Linked DNA regions of Mus musculus: region 1 is linked to region 2. A link is a loop called in an ENCODE intact Hi-C map of the cell type or tissue named here. Cell type or tissue: left cerebral cortex. All regions are shown on one strand.

Region 1 (8,000 bases), 190 kb before region 2:
ACTTACCCTGTCCTTTCTTCTAACTTTCTTTTACCTTGGTCAGATTGTTGGAGCACTTTCTAGCCCTATGGAGATGAGACCCATCATTAGCCTGGCAATCAGACTTTCACATGCTCCCTACCTTGGGCAGGAGAAGCCCCGAGTGGGCAGATGCCACCCTCACCGGAGCTTGGAACAGACTCATGGCTACCTGAGAAGACACAGCCACCAGAGAAGACACACGGGGCTGGGGGAGGGAGCACAGCACTCACAGCAGGCTGTGCTCCACCTACTCCCTGGAGTTGGAGAGTGGGAGGCAGGGCAGCTGAGGATCTGAAAGGAAGAGGTCAGCATCGGGGTCTGACAGGATTCTTAGGCTTTTACCAGAGGGCATAACTCAAAAACAGTCAGTCCAAGTCTGAACACAAAGAGACACAGAACACACACACCTAAAAACCTTCCTGATAAAGTGTCACAGTAATTCCACAGAAACAGAAAGTAACCAAACAAACATGACCAATACAGGGTGTTCTATGACCTGCTTCCCACAGAAACCTGAACCAGGCAGTAGCTGTCTCTCAGCTATCGCTGGGTTGAGAAGGACCACCTCCGATACAACCTCCCAGGGAGAATTCTGGAGCATCCTCCAGTTCCCTGGGGCCCTTGATGTCTAGGCACGTCTGCTGCGCTACACTGACCACCCAGATGGGGGTCTCTCATGAGAACCCCGGATCTCCGGAACCTGAATACTAGTCAGTCAACCCTCCAGAACCTGAAACCAGTCGTCCCCTCCCGGGACCTAACAGACACAGACAATTGACACTGGCAATACAGACAGACAGACAGACAGACAGACAGACTTTACCTCTGATGCATGGTGTCTGTGTCCCCCTGAGGAGAGTCTTCCCAGCCAATGCACCAAATGTTGGAGTTCGTCAAAGGACCCCCGACTCACAAAGACCACAGTGATGGCCATCGCTGCAAACAGCAAGAAGATTTTTATTATTCCAACATGGTGGGGGCCCCCCTCTCAGCACTCAGGCCAAAGGAGAGACCCAGAACAAAGAAAGAACACACTTTTTATATCTTTGTAAGGGGCAGATTTAGGCAACAAGGTAGCTGGCTTGTTCTCATTGGTGTAGCAAGTAACCCTTTCAGGCATTGGTTGGTTTGCATAGCATGACTAAGTAACCCTTTGGCCTAGTCTCTCATTCTGCCTGCCCTTGTGGATTTTTTTTTGAAGCAAAGCAACAGTATGTTTTATATTTTGAACTTATGAGTCACCTATTAATGTCACAGGGAATTCTAGCAAGATCAGGGCAGTTTGTGGTCTTTCTCAGAATTCAGTGTGGGGTGTGGTAGGGGATTTCTCTGGGCGCTGCTATCTCGTTATAGTTATTCTTCTGAGAACAGCTCATTTTGTTTTGGCAGCTGTAGACTCAGCCATTTTGACCATTATGTTTCTGAAAGTTCCTCAGAGGGGAAGGGGCTAGGTGGTCTTGAACTTATTTTGGATATTACACCTTCAGCGATGCTTCCTTCGCAGCATCAAAGAGCAAAAAGCTAGACACACACCTTTAATCCCTCTGGCTGAAACACATACACACCCTTATTATACACCTTTAATCCCAAACAATGACATCTAATTGAAGGACAAAGTGATCAGAGAAAGATTTGACAGAATGAGTCAAAAGATAGAATATGCCTAACTCTAAAAGGACAGGAAGAGAAGCTACTTAAAGGGCAGTAAGGGAGAGAGAGAGTTGTGCTCAGTTCACTTTGAAGTAATTCAATTCAGTGCTGTTTAGTTCAGTTTGGGGAGTTCAGAGCCAGTCTTTCCAAACAAAGCAATCTAGTCAGAAGCCAAGAGAAGCCAAATCCAATCAGTCAGCTTGGAGCAAAGTTTGAGCCAGAACAGCTGAGTTGAATCAGCCAGCCAGAGAGGAGAAAGAACCAGCAAAGATGAGCTTATTCAGCAGTAAGTCTCTGAGGCTGAAACATTCTAGGCTTATGTTAGTAGACAGTCTGGAAACTGAAGCCTCCAAGGTCTGGGCTTGAAGATTAGATTGTGTGGAGGCTAGAAGTTTCCAGATGTAGGCCTAGGAATAGATAGAAATGCTGTGGGCTCAGCCCAAGTCATATATTCACAAACCTTGTGTATATTTTCATCTCATCCCTTCATCTGAGGAAATTAAAGCAACATTTACATTCACATTAATCAACTAAGGTGTGGGAAGCTTTGGTCAGGTAATGGTTTATTCCTCTTGTCTTTAAGTGACCAATGGAGTCTTACTTTTTATCCCCTCTGCTACCAGTATTTGAAATCAAACCTTGGGCTAGCATATGCAAAGCAATCATTCTAGCACTGAACTCTACTCTTATCCTTATTTATTTTTCTATCTATCTATCTATCTATCTATCTATCTATCTATCTGTCTGTCTGTCTGTCTGTCTGTCTGTCTGTCTGTCTGTCTGTCTGTCTATCTGAGACTATGTGTTGCCAAGTTTCCCAGACTGCACTTGAATTTCTTCTGTAGCTCAATCTGGCCTTGAATGTGTGGTCCTCTTACCTATCCTCTTGAGGAGTTGGGATTATAAGCCTGTGATTCCAGTACTGGAAGTCTTTCTTAAAAGAATATTTACTAAGAGTTTTAGACACTGCAACTGGCTTAAAGATAAGTGCCTAAATAATGAAGAGTATATGGAAAATGATGGCATCAACCAATTTATTTTCATTTGAATAAAGGCAGCATAGCTAGTATTATCATAAAACTTGTGAATTATATATTCAGGTTGCCTAGACACATATTCCCCAACCCAGGCACAAACCAGTCCCAGCCCTGCTTAGTTTAAGAGATCAGATGAGATCAAGCATACCCAGAGGGTATGCCCATAAACATCTAGATACAACCCTTAATTGGAAATTTCCCTCACCACTCTGATTCTCAGTCTCCTGTTTTCAATATTTACAATAATATGTTCTACTTTGAGGATTATGCATGTCAAGTACACAATTGTGTGATAAATATTAGTTACAATTTGTATGATTAATACTTTTGTGACTATAGAAACATTTTTTTGAGAAAAGAACACTATTTTTTCAGAACTCAGTAAAGATCTGAAATATTTTGATGTTTTATAGTATCTTAGGAAGACACATTTAGATAATCATTTTTACCAAATAAAATTTAACATTCCTGGGGAAATTATCTTTTTATTAATATATTTTGATTATATTCATCATCTTTTCTAATAAATTCCTCCCAGATCTGACCCTCCCAATTTCATATCTATTTTCTTTAAAAAAAGATAAACAGAACACTGTCTAATTTTTGCTGGCCATGTACTTAGGGATATAGGGCAATCGGGTGGAACATTTGTACCAGAGCTGCACCAGATTCTCCTCCCTTTACAGCCATCAACTGCTAAATTAATTAAATGAGCTGAATATGAGCTCAGCCTACAGTGAGGGCTGGTAAGCCCCTTCCCACTCCAGGCTGGGGTATTAGTATATTACTAGACTGATTTCGTGCATGCCTTGTCCATGTAACTAGTATCTTTTAAGGTTCTGTATTGAACCAGAAGTACTAAGAAGTGAGGAGATTGCCAGCTTAGATGATTAGGGTGTGGTCCATATTCCTCACATAAATATGGTTTCCAAAACCAGTTTTGATTCAGATTTGGTTGACTCTATGATTAAAGTACTCCATGGTTACAGAGGGGTGGCTATAGTTTTTCCCTCTCTGTCCTTTACATTTGATGCTACCACAGAAGCTCCATTCCAGCCAACAGGGGATTGCACACTTTCCTCCTTTTCCCCTCTAGCCAGCAAATCATAAGCACTGACCTCAATATATTGTAGCTTCTGGTTTTACTGCATCCAGTTTATAAGTTACCATTGTATTACCACTCAGGTGCCAGGAACAGAGATTGAAAAAAATTGTAAATGACTCCAGCTTCCTCTCACCTTTTAAGATTCTTTATAAAATAAATAGTAAAATTATAAGTTGTACTCTTTTGTGTTTATAAGACTTCCTCATAAATCAGTATGTTTACTAAGAGGGAAGGAATAGGAGCGGTGAGATGTGGTAGGTAACACATGCTCAGAAGTTGGAATGATTTTGTCTCTATTGCCCATCTTTACCTCTCTACCTTCTTCACTTTCTCCCCTTCTCTGGAAGTGCTAAATTGGTTTGCATATGATTTGTGAACCTTTAGAGATGTAAATTCCAGAAATGTTCTGTGGAAGCAGAAGATAAAATAATGGAGAGGATTGGCATTTACTTTGCCTGTAAAGAAAGGTTGGATTCATTGCTTTGGACAAAGCCACCTTTAATGCTCTTTTATTGAAAATATGGCATGTTGCTTAATTAAATATGTGCTCACACATGTCACGTGTCCATTGGGGAGAGCAAGGATGCATTGGGTCCCTTTGATGAAGCCTGGAAGATGTTGCTGTTTCCCAGGGCTTATTGGCTTACATGCTTTGGTTTCTTCTCTCCTCTCAGCAGGTGGCAGTGTTTATCTTTCTGCAGTTTTTGCTTTTCTTGACAAACAGAGACTGTACAGTGCAATGTTTTAAATTCCAGGACCCTTACAGATAAGGGTTATGTGGGGATACAGTTACTGAGAATGTGGTACAGTTTAAAGCTTGGGACTATCTTGACAGATCTGGGACAAGTGACATAACTCATTAATCTTGACATTCTGCAGGGACATTTCCCCATCTATTTGAAGGACAGAGACCATTAAATTGAATAATAGATAGCTCCAATATTTCCTTTAAGGTCTCCTGTGGGGAACCATGTGGGAACGTTTATTTTATAATAACTTCTATCAAAGCCTGCAACTCTGAAGTCTTTTCACAACATTATCTTACCAGAGCAAATATGGGTTGTTTTCTAAGCTAATGAAGGTTTTCTGAAATTACAGTGGATTGAGAGCATAAATACTTTATCTATTTTCTCATTACATAATTGTGAACTTCATGGCCAAATAATTTTGGTTTTGGTTGGCAAAGACAAAAGTATGAGATCAGGGACTGGAGAGATCACTCAGCAGTTAAAAGCACTGACTGCTCTTCCAGAAGATGCAGGTTCAAGTCCCACCACCCACATGACAGCTGAAAACTGCCTTAACTCCAGTTTTAGAGCATTTGACATCCTCACATAGACATACATGCTGGCAGAATACAAATGCACATAAAAATTTTCTTTAAAACAGGAACATTTGCTTTAAAAACCTATGAGACCAAACTGAGGAAGTCTGCTACTCATGAGCAGGTGGCAAGGGGGTCCAGCTGCTGTACCTTCCTTTTAGGACATGAGAGGTAACCAAGGATCTGCTTTATAGAACAAAAGAAGAAACACTAGATGGCCTCTAGACTGAACTCTGAGGCCTGTTTAAATATTCTGCACGTCTGCTTCTGGTCACTGAGATCTTAGTGCCATCAAACATTCTGTAATTCAGTTTTCTTATCTTTAAAATAGAATTGTACATGGGAACTTTTCTTAGATTAAAATAAATTAATAAATACATAAAGGTTTTGATATAGTGTAAGCACTCCATTAGTATTAGCTGATAATTGTGGACACTGGTCCAGTAACTTGAATTTGATAGATTTAAGACCCATGAAAGAATCTGTCCATTCAGGGCAAGCTTTATCATAAATACACTATTCACTATTCAAGTCCCTTTGTCATAGGAGATAAAGGGGGTTAAAGAAATACAATGACTATTTTCCATTCCCATCTCTCAGGAGCTCTCATGTATTTGGGAATGTGAGTACTACTTTGGTTTAATTTAATAACCTGGTGGTCCTCTGAGTCATCCTCAGTTCTTTATCTTTTTTACTTGCAAAGTGCTATGTTTCTAATTCATTTAAGGCACCTCTACCTGCCTCCATCTCAATAGAAATTCATTTGTGGGCAAGGAGACAGATACGATGTAAATATCATTAATTATGATTTCATAATGCTCCTAGAGCCCTTAACAATACTGGAGAAAAAAGTAAAAAGTATAAAGTATTTAGACTATTCAAAGGCAGAACCATTCCCTAAGGTTTTCTGATGTGTCGTATTTCATACGTACTGGAGACACTGGTAAACGCTCCAGAACTTTAAGTGGATTTGCTGCAAGTTAGTAAAGAATCCAGTATCCTTCAGAACAAGTGGCTGCAGATGTGGATCACATGGGCTTTTCTGGTATATGGAGTATCAACATTCCTGCTTTGCTTTACCCTCAATGTTTAAGGATCTTTGGGGAAGGATCCCTTTTAGAATTGCTTTTGGTTTAGTATTTTATTTTTCATCCCCACACTCCACTGGTATTTCTAGGGCATGTTCATATTTAATTATGGAAATAACAATTGCAGGAGGAATGCCTGAATTTCTGTTTAATTCAAGTGCAGCCTTCCTTTCTTTACAGCTTGTGTGTGGAAGGTGATGGAAGCTTCTGGAAGATAATTTTGGCCTTCTTTCCCCAGGCAGTATAAGACTTATTTCCTAGGTGTGCCTGAGGCAAAAGGACTGTGCAGTAGACACTCTCCAAGGAGAAGTAGATGAATAGTTAGAGTGCTTTGGGTTATTGCCATGAATACGAAATTAGTGTAAATCATATACAATTGCCAATTTTGACAAATGTTGAGCTGTAATAATTGCATAGGGGTTGACTTCATATGTTGCTTATTCAGTGCAGGGTGAGAGATTTGCTGTCTTTGAGATTTCAGCTCAGACTTGTCCTTAAGCAAACCCTCAGTAGTGGTCCACTCTCCAATACTGCAGCCTGGCCAAGAGGGCAGACAGCAGACCACAGAATGCAAACCAAACGCTGAAGACAGTGAGATACTTCATCAGGGAGAGAAAACCCACTACATATGGCCTTGGAGTAAGACCAGACTCCACCCATTGCTCCAGTCTGATGCGAACACTCCCATTATCAAATTTATTTCCTTCTTTATAACATGAAATTATGGCAATAGAATGAACACATGGATACTCTAGTTCGAGTATCCTTCAATACTGTTGTTGATTGTTGTGTGTTTGATCTTCCCTATCTCCCTGGAGAACGTCTATTTGAAGGTTGGTATCAGTACTGACTTGTGCCCAAGGAAAGGTGCTTATGTTAACTGCCTGCTTTCGTCCAAGGGCTCAGGGGAGCATCTTTGTTTCCCAGAAGGCTCCTTGCTGAAGCTGCAGTATGGAGACGTCCTTCCTCCAATGCTCTTCTCTACCACCCTCAGGCACAGCGGTAGTCTATATTTAGAAGAGCATCAGCTCTTTTCTTGAGCATTTGGGCTAATGTTTATAAGCACTAATCCACCCTTCCCCCCTTTTGATAAGATCAGACACGTTTGGAGTGGTATGGCCATAGACAAACTTATGACTTAGCATTGCTTGTTTAGCAATCCTGTTTAATATCTAGAGCATCTTGCTGTTAGATCTGGTATAGAGGAAGAATTGAAACAGAAAAATATGAATATCTATTTACCAGAAAGCAAGACCTTTTTAGCACAAAGTCTTAGTTGCTACAAATTACATATACCATAACTTGCCTAGGTAATTTGTTTTGAGTAAATTTAACCAATTTTTAGAAATATAATGACATAAGACCCGTTGTTCCAAGTGGTCTAATAGTCCACCATACAAAGTAGAAAACCAGAGAAAGAGACCCACTCATTTGTGCTCAAAGAAAAGATCACATGAGACAAAATGAAGAATCCATTTTTCAGCCAGAGAAAGAGAGACTCACAGAGAGAGAGACAGAGAGAGACAGACACACACACAGAAGACAGAAAGAGACAGAGAGAGACAGAAAGAGATCAGAAGAAATATATGCTTATGCACCTTGAACTCGGGCTTCAAACCTCTAGAACTCTTAAAAGTGAGTTTAAGTTGTTTAAGTTGTCCAGTATGAACATTTTGTTACAGCATCCTTAACAAGCTCATATTTCACAGAAGTACTCATTAGATCTTACTGTTGTCTTAAGGTGCTTCACACTTCTGTAGCTTTGATTTTACTGT
Region 2 (8,000 bases):
ATATAGTATAAAAATGTAAATGAATATTGAGAAAGAGAATAACTCTTCAACTTCCAATTCTAGCTCAAATGTGGCATAGATAAAAAATGATTTTTGCTCTTCTCTTGCTCTTGCTCTCTCCGCCTTTCCCCCCTCTCTCCCCATTCCCCTCCCTGCTCTGTGCTCATGGCTGACCTCTACTCCTCTCTCTCTCTCTCTCTCTCTCTCTCTCTCTGCCTTTCTCTGTCTCTATTTAACCCCCTCCCCATGCCCTAAATAAACTCTATTGAAATGTTTTGTTTGTAACTTTTTTTTAAAAGGGCATTTCAAGGCTTGTGCTTTGAAGATCATCTTGCATCCCGGCTGCCCCTATATGTCTGAGAATGATGTTACCATTATGGCCAGGCCATCATTTCTTCTCTCCTATAAAAAACAACTGTGATTTCATAGCCAATACAAGAAAGAAAAAAAAAAAGGCTAGACTTGAAGCCAAAGGACTTTGAGGTGTCCTAGGTGTCATGTATGTGGACTTTTAAATCTGGTATTTACTTTATTTAATTTCCTTTTGCTTCAAAGGTATTGCTAGCAAGTAGAAGTAATATCTGCTATAATTAACTCCCAGGGATGCAATGATCAAATAATCTAATATATGAAATGACACTTAATAAATTCTAAATGTGATTCTGTACACAGTTGCTTATGTAGATGATATTGACTTTCGTCTGTAAAGGGTAGCTGTGGTGCAGGAATAACAGCTACAAGAATCACTTAAGAGAGAACCTCGATTCTTTTTTTTTTCCAAACACCTAATTATGTGATTTAGGGAAATAAACTTCATAAAACAAATAAGTGAATAAGTGTTTCCAAAACTTTTAGCTGTAAAAGTAGCCAAACCGAAGCAAAAGCCTTCATTTTCTTTTAAACATTTTATTTCTACCAGACTACTAGCCAGAAAAGAGCATGAAATTCTGGGTTTATAATACATCTGCTGCAAAGGATATTGATTTCTCTAGTGCCTGATTTTCTTCCTGGAGACATTTTCGGGCTTCTCTTTGCAGAGGTTTTTAAAAGTCTTTGCCCCAGTACAGGGGAACGCCAGGGCCAAAAAGGGGGAGTGGGTGGGAAGGGGAGTGGGGGTGGGTGGGTATGGGGGACTTTTGCTATAGCATTGGAAATGTAAATGAGCTAAATACCTAATAAAAAATGGAAAAGAAAAAAAAAGTCTTTAATCTGCTTCATACAACTTATATATTTGAAAATTAAAATCATCACAGTGAAAATAAGGTGAAACTTTTGCAAATACAAGGTTAATAGATTATAATATCTCGTAGAACTGTCAACATTTTCATTGTTAAAAAGCCATGTTTTAAAGTTACCAAATTATTAATCAAATTCTGGTCTGAGATGATACACCACAGAGTATTGCTGGATTAGTGTCCCAGTTATATTCTGTTTTACCTGAAATCACCAAGCAAGTAAAAAAATTCTAACAGCACAAAATATCCTATAATTAAACCATTTCCCCGAAATCTTGTTGTTTTTTCTGCTCATTACTGAATAGATGTCTAAATTATTTTATCTTACTTAAACGAAATGCTGTTATTTTAATCACTGACTTAACTTTATTAAATACTGAGAGTGTTTCTGATCTGCACAATATATGCTTGATCTATAATGATTTGTTATTACTTGATCATTTTGCCACTTTCTCAAAAACACTTGTGTAGAATATCCAACTGCCAGTTCTTCAAAACTCAAGCTTGCCTAAATAAGTCTAGTGATTAATACAAGGCATACAGGTATCAGTTCAAATTCTAATTCTGCTTTCACATATATGTGGAAAGTTAATTCCCATGGCCTCTCATGAGATCTGATGAGAGAGAAATTGGGATTCTTACCTGCACTAAAGCAAAGAAATGAACAAAGATGCTCCAAGAGATGAGACTATTATTCTGACTTAGGGGAGAGGCGATGTTTCTTGGTAAGTAAGTGGTAATAGTCAGAAGGTTTATTTCTGGAGATATGCTATCAAGATTCAGATGTGGGCCTTCAATTAGTTTGCTTGCTCTTTATAAAGCCACCTCTGTCGCCACCCCATAAAAGATCTCAGTAAGTTATCGGAATGCTTTATTTCTAATCCTTTAGGAAATGTTCCAGGATTAGATGGAAATTGAGTCAGGATTGAGCCACACTCCTGACGATCTGAAAAGATAGCTTTAAAGTAAACAATTCGTTATGAAAAACACCTTTTAAAAAGATTTTTTTAATTTTTAATTTTTATTTTTTGGAATTGGGGGACTACTTAGTTCACCATTTCAGTTTGTAGGAATGGGGGTAGAAACTGAAGATGGGACTTAGGGCCTCATGTATGCAAGGCTGGATGGAGCTTTATAAATGAGCTGTATCCTTAGCCCTGAACACTTCAATTCAAAGAAGCATTTCTCCAGACAGTAAACAGCAAACCTCTAGCTCAACTTTTAAAACGTTGTTGAACTTTTACCTACATCGACAACAATGGTTAATTTTAAGGCTTTTAAAATCTTCCCTCCCATAGCTCTATACTTGCTTTTCCAGACATGAGGCTGAAATAGAGAGACTCAGTGTTCATCTGTTCCCATTTGAGCCAGAGAGCTAGAGCCTCACTTAGGCTCCAGGCATTGTATAGAAACCTCAAAGTCCTTTGCTAGATTTACAGAGGTGGGTGATGGATGGGACGCTGGGGAGACTAGTTCTATCACACAACACGAACACTTGCAGATATAGATGGAAGGCTCTGATCCTTTGAAAGGCAATATGTAACCTGCTGTACCCCCAGCCTTATCCCAGCTCTCCCTCTATCTTGGCTACTGTCTGTGAGCCTTAGCCTGTGAGTATTGGGTCTTCCTATGTTCCTATGCAACCCAAGAATTCTAGCTCAACTTGTTTATTTCAGTGCTTGACAGTGTCAGCTGAAAACTACCTTAGTTTTTTGGGGTTGGTTGGGGTGGGGTGAGTTGGGGTGGGGAGATAAGAAGTAAGAGCCTAAAAGATTAGCCCTGAGCCTCGGTGGAGTTGAAAGGTGGGCCTGTGGGATCTCAGCATGGCAGCCCAGGCTGCAGCATTCAACAGTACTAGGAGCTCTAGGTGTGAACTGCGAATGCTCAGTTTCCTGCTGGGCAGAGAGCACAAAGGGCTCAAAGCTACCTGCTCAGTTGGGCACCTGAGAGATAGACTCGGTTCAACCCGGATATTTTTTAGGGAGAAGAACAAAAGTCATAGAGTACTGAATTCTCCAGCTGGGTCCGGAGTAGAGCAGAACAGGAGGAAAGAGAGAGGAAACACAAGACCAAACAACAAAACATTGTAACCACGTCTTTCAGGTGGCTGGACTTACCGGTCTGGGGAAGGGACTCAGACACTAGGTGGAACTAGCGCTTCAGAGATGCTAAAGGACCAAAGAGGTCTCCTCTGCCCAGGATTACAGGTGGGCTCAGGTTAGTGCCAGTGAGAGATCTAAGAGATCTCCCCCTCCCCAAGCCTACAAGACCTTGTAGCTCACTCCAAAGCCCCAAACACTAACCCAGGTTAAGGTCAACAGAACTGGAGGTAAATCAGCTTTGGTCTTGATCCCTCAGGTCTCTGTTCTCCACCTTGGAACGCATTCCAAGTCAAGGCGCAAAACTGCTCCAGGTAATATAACACTAAAAGCCCGATTCCCCAGATACCTCGCCTGGCAGAGGAGACCTCACCACCACTACCCGCCCCCAGCCCCCCCTCCCCCAGCCTTAGAGGCAGGCACCTGGCTCCAGCACACAGGCCCCACCCAGCCGGGCGCCCAGTGGGGTAGCTAACAGAATTGAAGCCCCCACCCCTCACCCCCACCTCTCAAGGGCCGATCCCAAGGATCAGTCGTGCAGGAACTTGACTTCTCCGTGGGAATCTCTAAGGAGAGCAAAGGGTGGAAAGCAACTTTGCCTATGATCTCTAGTGCCCAGCGGAGTTTGAGAGACATCACATTAGGCATATGGAGAAGCGAGTCTTACCTTTGCACAGAAAGCCGGGAGTTGACATCCATGGTTGACCGCAGGCAGAGAAAAGCTGACAGCGCAGGCGAAGGCTAAGAAGCCTGAGCGCCCTGCGCGAGGACAGAGACGTGCAGGCTGGAGCAGCAGTGACTGAGACCCGCAGCGGAGATTGATGCTCGCTCCTCCCTGGCCACCAAGCGCTGCAGAGATGTCCTGGTGGCGCCTCCTGTGGTCTGCTCAGATCTTGAAAACTGCTGGCTGGACTTGACCCTTCAGCCTAATTCCCGCCTCCCTCCCAGGTCTCGGGGGACTGACTGCCTTCTGTGCCTTTCGCTGTTGCTCCCTGCTCACTCCCCTCCCCTTAGTCCAGTCCCGCCCCTTGCTTTCTCTGGTGAACACCAAGTCTCAGCCCTGAAGTTGTTCATCCACTTGGCTGCATTTACAGGCTCACTTCTGGCAGTTCTGGCTTCCCGCTGCCCCTACTGGTGGCACACACATCCCCTTGAAGACCCTCTATTTGTCCTCTACAACAAAACAGGAGGTGCAGGCGTGGTCACTTGTGTCAATGTATCCAGCTCCTTTGCTTTCTTCTAAGCCTCTGTCCTGTTTTAACTCTCTCCTGTCTCCATGTAACTCATTTTCCTTAAATGGGACACCATCATCTCTCACCTGTTTGACCCTATGAGGAGATAAAAGTTTCAAAAACTCGCGACAGTGGCCATCCTTCTGAGGCAGCTTTCAGAACCGAAGGCAAGATTTACTGATGCTCTATTGTCTGCTCAGCATCTCTTTGAGCAGAAACAGACTTTTTTTTTAAAGAAAGAAATCAAGACACTGATGATAGCAACTCTCTGTTAAAAAGAGGGCATGGAACCTTGTGCCCTTTCTTTTTGAATTGAAAAGCAAACTAAAAATGAATACCCTGAGACTTCCAGGAATGGGAAGATGAGATAAATAAAATTTCCCCTTTTGCTTCTTGCAAGTCTAACTAGGACTCTCCATATTATGAATTGTATATAGAAAAATTCTGGCAGAAGCAAGGAGAACAACTAGGGGCCTGACCATGCAAAGAATGTAGTGGGGGTCTCTAGCCAAATGACAGAAACAGCCTAGACAGGCAGAAAATGCACAGATACCTGCTTCATGATGGCTGAATGTTAGAGGAGAAAATCCCACTCTAAACTGTAACACCAAAGGCTATGGGGGAAGTTCATATTCCAGTGTCCTGAGCTGGAAGGATGCAAGTCACTCGTAGGGTCAATTGTGCAAGAAAGACTAAGCATGGATCAGGACTTTCATCCCTTCCAGGAAGAAGCAATTGACATCTCCACAAATTGGCACCAATAGAGGGTTCTCCTAACCAGCCACAATACCACCCAGATAGATGTTATGAGAGCAAAGAAGGTGGGGAGATTTTGAGCTCTGTATAGCCCTTAGAGAACCTTGGTGGCAATTTAGAGGAGGCCTAAAGCTCAGAAGTAATGAGGTCATGTAGCAGCCTTGGTGCACATCTTTGGAGACATAGCCACAGAGCTATCAGTTAGACCAGAAAGGAACTACCTAGCAAGGCTGAGGTGTGGACCACTATCCCTTCAGAAGTAATCTGGGAGCCTAATAAGCTAATGTACTGGCAGTAATAGAGCAGCATTGTCCTGCCTGCTTTGACCTGCAAGAAGCTAGCTAAAGCAATTAAGTAAGACTCAGGCTTCAGACATATTATCCTAAGTCATCAGGTTTGTGAGGACATTATGTATCAGGCTAATAACTAATAAAAACACACAAAGCAATTAGTAGGAACCCTGAACTGACATGACAGAGATGTTAAAACAATCCTTCACATTTTTATAAACAGGTATTATAAAAGTAGAGTTGGTCTCTTGTATCAGCAATTTCCACATCTGTGAGGACATCTAATGTTTGGTAAAATGATTTGAAAAGGCAGGTCAGGTTTGCCTGAGTATCCTCAGATTTGGAACAATATCCTGGGGCAGAAAGCCAAACTCAGTATGCAAATTTAAAATAATTGAAATCACATAATGGGGAAAAAAAAAAGAAGAAGCAAAATCAAGAACAGAAGAAACACTGGCTGGCAAGCCATCCTACAGGCTTACATTTTTAGGCTTGCTCAGGCCCCTGTATGAGTGGCAGGCCAGCATGGGCTTCATCATGAGATGCAGAACAAGATCTCATTTCAAAGCAAAACAGCAAACCAGCAAAGACCAAGCAAACTCTCCCCTATACACTTCAAAATATAGGGACCAAAGAGGAGGGTATCTAAAGAAAACTTTAAAAAATACTTTAAGTTCAATGTGTATTTCATCTCCTAGAAACTATTAAGCAGGCCTGATTGGAAGTTACTTTGCACCAAATGAATATGTAAGAAAAGTACCAATTGGTGATGTAACCTTCTTTCTCAAGGATGCAGAGAGAAAAGCAGTGTAAAATAATGCCAAACCAAGAAGGCCATGGGTCTCGGAAGGAGCAGTTCGGGAAAGAAAGTATTTGACTTGCAATAGCAATAGTGCCAAACTGACATTGATACTGGGGACCCATGGAAAAAACAACATGCTGGAGAATGCTTTGAATCTCACTGGTAGCAAGAGACAAATAAATCCTTAAGTCATTGTCTGATCTCCAAACTCACTTGTACTCCTGAGCATGTGCACGTATGCACAAAGCCGCATACAATTAACCAAGATCAGAAAGCAATGAAGTTGATTATGGGATGGATCCCTGGGTATGGCAGCCTCTAGATGGTCCATCCTTTCGTCTCAGCGCCAAACTTTGTCTCTATAACTCCTTCCATGGGTGTTTTGTTCCCAATTCTAAGAAGGGGCAAAGTGTCCACACTTTGGTCTTCGTTCTTCTTGAGTTTCATGTGTTTTGCAATTTGTATCTTGAATCTTGGGTATTCTAAGTTTCTGGGCTAATATCCACTTATCAGTGAGTACATATCATGTGAGTTCTTTTGTGATTGGGTTACCTCACTCAGGATGATGTCGTCCAGGTCCATCCATTTGCTACACCAGCAAGATTTTGCTGAAAGGACCCTGATATAGCTGTCTCTTGTGAGGCTATGCCGGGGCCTGGCAAACACAGAAGTGGATGCTCACAGTCAGCTATTGGATGGAACACAGGGCCCCCAATGGAGGAACTAGAGAAAGTACCCAAGGAGCTAAAGGGGTCTTCAACCCTATAGGTAGAACAACAATATGAACTAACCAGTACCCCCCGGAGCTCGTGTCTCTAGCTGCATATGTATCAGAAGATGGCCTAGTTGGCCATCATTGGGAAGAGAGGCCCCTTGGTCTTGCAAACTTTATATGCCTCAGTACAGGGGAACACCAGGGCCAAGAAGTGGGAGTGGGTGGTTAAAGGAGTGGGTGGGGGCAGAGTCTGGGGGACTTTTGGGATAGCATTTGAAATGTAAATGAAGAAAATACCTAATTAAAAAATAAATTAAAAAAAGAAATCAAAGAAGTTTAATGATGGTGGTAGTGGTGGTGATGATGATGATGAGTGAAATAAAGAGTTGCATTTTTCGCAAGGTTCAATAAATTTGATAAGCTTTTATTAGACTGACAGAACATTCAGAAGGCATGGATTACCAATCAGCTGTGAAATAGATATATGTCTCAGACCTTCCAGGTAAGTTGAAGTATTCAAATAATACTGAATGCAATATGACTGATGTCTGCACAGACAGGGGAATTTATGCATAGGCATAGAATGGCAGTGATCTTAGGAGACACCAGAGAATAAATATCCTGTAACAAAGAAGGTGGAGGTGAAGTCACATAGCCACCCAAATGAAGAGTTGGACAATCAGCTGGAAGGTGTCTTCTCTGTGTCGCCAGAGGTGTCACAGGGAGCAAGGACCTGTTGACATCTTTGTTCTGGACTTCCAGTCTTCAGAAGTGCAGAATGTTATATTTCTGTTGCTCTTAAATTGTCCTCGGTGTGATAGTTTGTTAAAGTGGTTGTAGGAAATGGACATATTATGTAAACTGAACTGGT

What was found. Hi-C counts contacts between places; a loop is a spot of excess contacts. Peaks named below come from ENCODE experiments on the same cell type or tissue, not always from the same donor. Only the 100,000 strongest peaks of a DNase experiment are listed, where the experiment ranks them.
Region 1: it touches region 2 in a loop (3-fold over the local background); 9 of 42 quality-filtered maps call a loop at or near these places.

Annotation. Positions count from the first base shown.
Region 1 is chr1:83,213,915-83,221,914 of GRCm38, forward strand. No RefSeq gene overlaps it. Among named protein-coding and RNA genes, the nearest start is that of Daw1, 58 kb to the left of the region's middle. In left cerebral cortex, a CTCF peak has its summit at 4,480 (motif pointing right); a DNase peak (open chromatin) is centred at 4,490.
Region 2 is chr1:83,403,979-83,411,978 of GRCm38, forward strand. Sphkap (SPHK1 interactor, AKAP domain containing) reads right to left here and starts at 4,222. Exons shown (of 12, transcript NM_001356547.1): 1 at 4,002-4,222. The coding sequence starts at 4,029. In left cerebral cortex, CTCF peaks have their summits at 3,356 (motif pointing right), 4,211 and 4,447; DNase peaks (open chromatin) are centred at 2,673, 3,160, 3,319 and 4,187; H3K4me3 peaks cover 3,318 bases; H3K27ac peaks cover 3,052 bases.